Linked DNA regions of Homo sapiens: region 1 is linked to region 2. Evidence: chromatin contacts called from ENCODE Hi-C data. All regions are on one chromosome and are shown on one strand. The core of a region is the stretch at or near the end of the contact, and the rest is flanking DNA. Distances in the headings are between cores, read along the strand shown. Region 1 holds the start of ROCK1 (Rho associated coiled-coil containing protein kinase 1). Region 2 holds the start of GREB1L-DT (GREB1L divergent transcript).

Region 1 (2,700 bases), core at 114-2,613, 130 kb before region 2:
CAAACGGATCAGAAAGATTAACATTAATTACTACGATCGCCATTCAACAAACTGTATACATTGCAGTAACTCTGACGTGATAACTTTTTATAGGATGCCTGCAATAGCAGTTTGTAAGTATCTTTCGGGTACTCATGAACTGAGTCAGAATTAAAAGTTCAGAGTAGTTAGTACAGAGCCAGTCAAATGGCAAATAGGACCACACCATGAGATGTTAATGGTACTCCAAGATTCTTCAGGAAACAGAAATCTAGCATTTTCCAAGACGATTATGCACACCTGAGACTTTTGCAGCGAACCAGACTAATGCAAGAGGAAGGAAAGACATGCAAAACCCCAGACAAGCAAAAGAGAACAGCGCTACTCACCAGCAAACAATCCGAATTCACTTCCGATTTGGGATCCCGCAGCAGGTTGTCCATTTTTTCAAATCGAGTCTCAAAACTGTCCCCAGTCGACATGTTGCTGCTGCTGTGACAATGCCCTCTTACCAGCACCAGCAGCGGAAAGCAATTTCAACCAACTTCCTCCGCGGTGGGTTCGCAGCCGCGGGGCGGAGGAGCCGGAACCTCAGGGTCACCAGGTGCGCCCGGTTCCCCCGTCTTCCCCTCACTGAGGGGACCTCCGCTCTCCAGACCCCGGGCCGGGGGCAACAGCGACCCACAGCCGCTCGGACGCCCAAAGTCGCATCCCACCCGGCAGCCCCTCACGACAGCCGACAGCGCCGTCGCCACCAGCCTCGTCGCTCCGGCGAGGTGCTTCAGTCTAGCGGGCCCCGGCCGCCGTCGCCATGGAGGGGTCCCCGTCCCGAGATGGGCAGGAGCGGGTAGAGAAAGAGAAGCAGGGTGGAGACTCCCTCCGGGCAACAAGGGAGGGAGAAGAGGAAAGGCGAAAGCAAAGGGCGGGTGAGGAGCTGTGCCAGCTGCGGCCGCCGCTCGGGCCACGGGCCGGGCCCGCTCCGCTCAGAGGCGCTGTAGACGGTCTAGCCCCGCGTCCCCGGCTCTACTCGGCCCGGCCCGACGCACCGATCAGTCTCGGCCACGAGCTGGTCCACGCAGGACAGCCTCACTCTCCCATTTTGTCCCGTCGCTGCTGGGGCTGCTGCTACGGTGTCCGGTGGGGCAGGGCGAGGTCGATGCCCGATGGAGACTTAGCAGAGGAAAGGCTGGAGAGCGGGCGAAGAGGAAGACGATAGTTGGGTCCCGGCGGCTGCTGATGGGGGAGCTTCTGGGAGGGGCTGCGGTCCCAGCCGGGGAAAGGGCGAGTCGCGGCGGCGAATGCCTGGGGGGTGGGGCGAGGGGGGCTGAGAGGGACTAATATGTCCGCCTTCCTGTTCAAACAAACGGAGACCGCCGGGGCAGACTGCGCATGCGGGGCGCGGACGCTCGGAAGGGGAACCAGCCGGGACCCCGCGCGCGCGCGCGCACTCTGTCGCCTCCGCAGGGTGGGGTGGGGCGGGGCGGTGAGGTGGGCGGGGCCTTGCGGGCAGGCGGTGGAGAAGGCGGACCGCTGGGAGGAGCCGAGTGCGGGTAAGCAGCTGCCGGCAAGGTTCTCGCCTTGGCCGGCTCTGAGGAGCCATGCAGGGCTCTGGAGCGGCCTTGGAGGTCCGGACGGAGGCGGAGCTCTGGCTGCTTCTGATCGCTGTCCCGGCAGATGCCCCAGCTCTGTTTCCTCTGGGTTGCAGCCAGTCCAGAGACTTCTGACGAGGAGAGAGTGCTTGTTCTCCTTGTTGCTGTTAGGGTGGGGCAATAGGTTCTTTTTTAGGCAAGAAGCCTTTTCGTCGGCAGGTACCAGCATTGAGCACCAGTGGCGTTTGGTTTTCAGTGGTACTCCATGGACAGCCCTCCGCGAGCCCCGGCGTTGAACCCATTTACGATTCACTGGGAAAGTTCCGAAGCGCTGCAGCGCTCAGCCCTCCCACGCCAGGCGTGTGTGTCAGGGGAGCCATAAAATACTGACTCCGGAAGATACAGTCAATAGAAGTCAAGCTCAATTTAATTTTTTTAAAGGAAAATAATCTCGTAGAAAAAAATCAATATTTTTAAGTCGTTCGTGTTAGTTCTCATAACACCCCTACTGTAGTTCTCTCCTGGACGTGTAATGCTGCCGTTTCAATGTCAAAACATTCAGTGAAACTTAATTGTGATTTTTATCAGAACTAATGTAGGACATGAGAATAATGGGCATTTCTCCTAGTTCCGTTACTTCGTTGACTGTGGTGTGAGGAAAGGTGAAAGACTTGTCACTCACCCCCGCTGATAAAGTTATGTTCTTCACTGGTTTCAGCAGGAAATCTACCTTAATTTATTCCTCATCAAACTTTATTTTTGCTCAGAAGCCAAATTAAGGATCACTAGAAATAGAAAATGTGGATCTTTTACCCCATGATGGAAAATGCTACAGATGAACCAAAAAGCATCGGAGTAAAAAGCATCGTACAGCATCTGAACAGTCCACCAGCCTTACGATGTGAGTCAGAGGTTAGGAAAATCTTACACTGTTTGAAAAAATGTCTATTTCTATTTTCAATTTATTAAATACAAGAAATATTTAGATATAAAATCCACTATATATATCAAGATAGGACGTTCTTGGTTTATACAAAAATCATAACAAAGACAACTAGACAAACCAGGTATTTCATTAAATGCCTTTGCAGCGACTTTTCTTGGCTCCAGCATTTTAAGTCATGTGAATTAG
Region 2 (2,700 bases), core at 200-2,699:
CGATTCTTCCACCACATCCAGCATGGAGCTGCTGCTTCCAGAGATGTAGTCGCCTATCTGTGGCAACAATTAGTTTTAAAAATGGAGCCGCATCTCTAATAACAAAAGCCTCCAGCTGTGAAAAGTGGAGCTAAATCTCTCTACCGGGCCGCAGCATCTCTCAAGAACCTTTTCCCCGCAGCACCCGTCAAGGCCCAGGGCCAGCTGGACGCGGCTGCCCTGGGGTGGAGCCGTCCCCGTGGTCCCGGGAGGCTACCGACGAGCCGGGGCCCGGGGCCGGAGGGCGTGCTCCTCCGGGAGGTGCAAAAGTCGGCTTGGGCCCGGAGCTCCCGGGTTTGTTTGGTTTTGTCCGCGCCCTGCCCCCACCCTACCCCCTTCATGCAAAAGGCCAAGGGTTTCCGAGCCACCACTGCCCAGGCCGAGTTCACGCTTGGGGCTCTTCAGCCGCCGTCCAGTGAACAGAGAAAGCAATTGCGCAGAGGCGAGAGCAGGCTGAATGAACGCGGGCTCCAGGGGAAATAATTTTTCCTCCTGGCTTCGCGCGTCAGCACACTGGGGTGCAGCCCTCCCTCACAGAAGACCCCCCCCCCGCACGACCCCCTGTACACCCCCGCGGGGCTGCGCGTTCGTCTGTGCGGCGGGGTTTGGGAATGGAGGCGTGAGGACCGCGCATCGAGGGCTCCACAGGCTGGGCGGGGGGCGTCGTTGGAGGGGGGTAGGGGAGAAATGCGCGCCCACCACCCTCACAGAGGGCGAGGGACCCCCAAAAGCCACTCGCGGACGCCGAGGCAGCGGGAAGGCGCGAGGCGGGGCGGGGGGAGGGGGCGCGGGGGTCCCCGCTGCGGAGGCCAGGGCGGGCGGGAGGGGCAGCACCTGAGGAATCCGCCTCCGGCTGCGGCGGCCGCCGCCTCGCTCCGCCCCGGGGAACTGAGCGCGCGGACCGCGCGCCTGCCAGAGAGACGCCAGCCGCCGGCGGCGCTAGCACCTCGGAGTCGGGCGGCCGGAGCAGCGGAGCGCAGCGCGGCGCAGGGAACGGCACTGGGGGTGGGGAGACCAGCCCGGCCGAGCCGAGGGCCACCCCCTGGTCCTCTGCCCTCGCGCCCCGCTAGGGCCAGGTGAGCGGCCGCGGGGACTCCGGGGCGCGGGCAGGAGGTGAGAGGTCGCGAACCGGGCGCGGGAGCTCGCCTGTGACCGGCAGGAGCTGCCCTTTGGCGGGCTGGACGCCCTGGCCGCGCGGGGAAGCGCCGCAGCGGACTTTTCCGGAGGGATGGGAAGCTCAGCGGGGGTGTGAGCGGAGCGCGTGCGGGTGGCGAGGGAGCGCCAGTGCCAACCTGGGAGCCGTGCCTGCCTTCCCTGCCGCCTCGCGTCGCCCACCGAAGGGACCCGGCCGTGCTGTCCGCGCCCAGAGGCCGAAGGCCTGTCACCGGGCTCTACTCGCTGCCTTTGTGGCGGGAGCGAGACGGCCCGGGGGTGGGACGAGGGAGCTGCGGCGCGCCGAGTAGCGCGGGGTCCCCCGGCGGAGGCGGCGAGGGGGCACCTGGTTCGTCTCCCCGAGCCCAGGGGCAGTGAGGGGGTGCCGGGCAGGCGGGCGGGCGACAGGTAGGGCGCCGCGGAGGTGGCGGGGAGAGGATGGATGGAGTTCAGCCTGGGAAAGTTGAGAACGTCCAGAGGTGGCTGGGCGCTCGCTCGGCGTCTGTGGGTTTTTTTCCTCAACACCAAATGTCACTTCGTCACGAGCGGGCGCGCGTGTCTTCCGGCCAGCATGTCCATTTTTCTGTGCATGGCTGAGGACCACTCTTATTCCGAATGAGACACAAAGAGTTGTGTTGACAGCTGACCCTGACACAAGCAGACAGCGAGTGAGGTGCGCCCTGGCCGGGGAGGGTGAGGGAGACTCGTTAAAGGAAATCCATTCCCGCCGTCCCTCTTCCCAGCTCCATTAAGAGGAAACTCCATGTGGAGATTCAGTGCGTGGGGTTTCTCAGTTACATGAGTCCAAGGAACGTCCCCGAACGCGACTCGTTTGCCCGGAACTGCCGCTGCCTCTAACCGAGGCTGCGGGTCCTGGAGAAACTCCTCAGTCTTGCCCCTTTCTCCGGTGAACGTGACGGTTCCAAGGTCCTTATCCTCCCCACCCACTCCTCTGGCCCCGGCTGAGAGGATAGAAACCACATTTTAATTTCTGCTTTTCACACCGTAAGGTGTTTTTTTCCGCCTCCCCCCGCCTCGAGGCGGGAATCCCTGCTTAAATCACATTTTTAAACCTAGCCGTTTAAATACAGGGAAGAGCTTTCCCACAAAAGGTTTTTGAACTCAGTCCCCCTTAATAAAACCTCTCATTCATCTATATATGTTCTTAGACTTTAAATCCTGGAACTCTGCTTTGAGTGTTGTGACTGTGTTGTTTCTTCTCTTTGCTGAAATTTTCTAGGAGGTTTTGTGAATGATACTGAAAAATTATTTAAAAGAGAAAAAATTAAATTGTTGAAATATTTAGTAATACAGTTACATGCATATAGGTATGTATTTCAAGAGGAAAATGTTTAATGAATGAATATATAAGTAGGGTAAACATTTCAAACAACAGTGAAGAGTATACAGTGTAAATTAAGCCCTCTTTCCTCTCCTCCATACAAGCCTTCATCCTTCTCAGAGGCAGCCACTGTTGTATATTTTTTGTATATCTTTCCGTAAGTCTAT

Evidence for each region. Hi-C counts contacts between places; a loop is a spot of excess contacts on that map. Pooled maps may share reads with other maps.
Region 1: a loop to region 2 is called in a map of ovary, with 16 times the contacts of the local background. The contact joins the promoter of ROCK1 here to the promoter of GREB1L-DT in region 2. A Hi-C loop is called at or near these places in 1 of 168 maps with a recorded cell type or tissue (ovary) and 3 of 50 pooled maps.

What each region holds. Positions count from the first base shown.
Region 1 is chr18:21,110,450-21,113,149 of GRCh38, forward strand. ROCK1 (Rho associated coiled-coil containing protein kinase 1) reads right to left here and starts at 1,364. Exons shown (of 33, transcript NM_005406.3): 1 at 369-1,364. The coding sequence starts at 461. RefSeq lists enhancers at 1,017-1,605, 1,259-1,553, 1,653-1,872, 1,903-1,962 and a silencer at 1,223-1,612.
Region 2 is chr18:21,241,279-21,243,978 of GRCh38, forward strand. It overlaps GREB1L-DT (GREB1L divergent transcript), which reads right to left and starts at 1,450. Exons shown (of 3, transcript NR_183513.1): 1 at 1,332-1,450; 2 at 1-57. It overlaps GREB1L (GREB1 like retinoic acid receptor coactivator), which reads left to right and starts at 954. Exons shown (of 33, transcript NM_001142966.3): 1 at 954-1,115.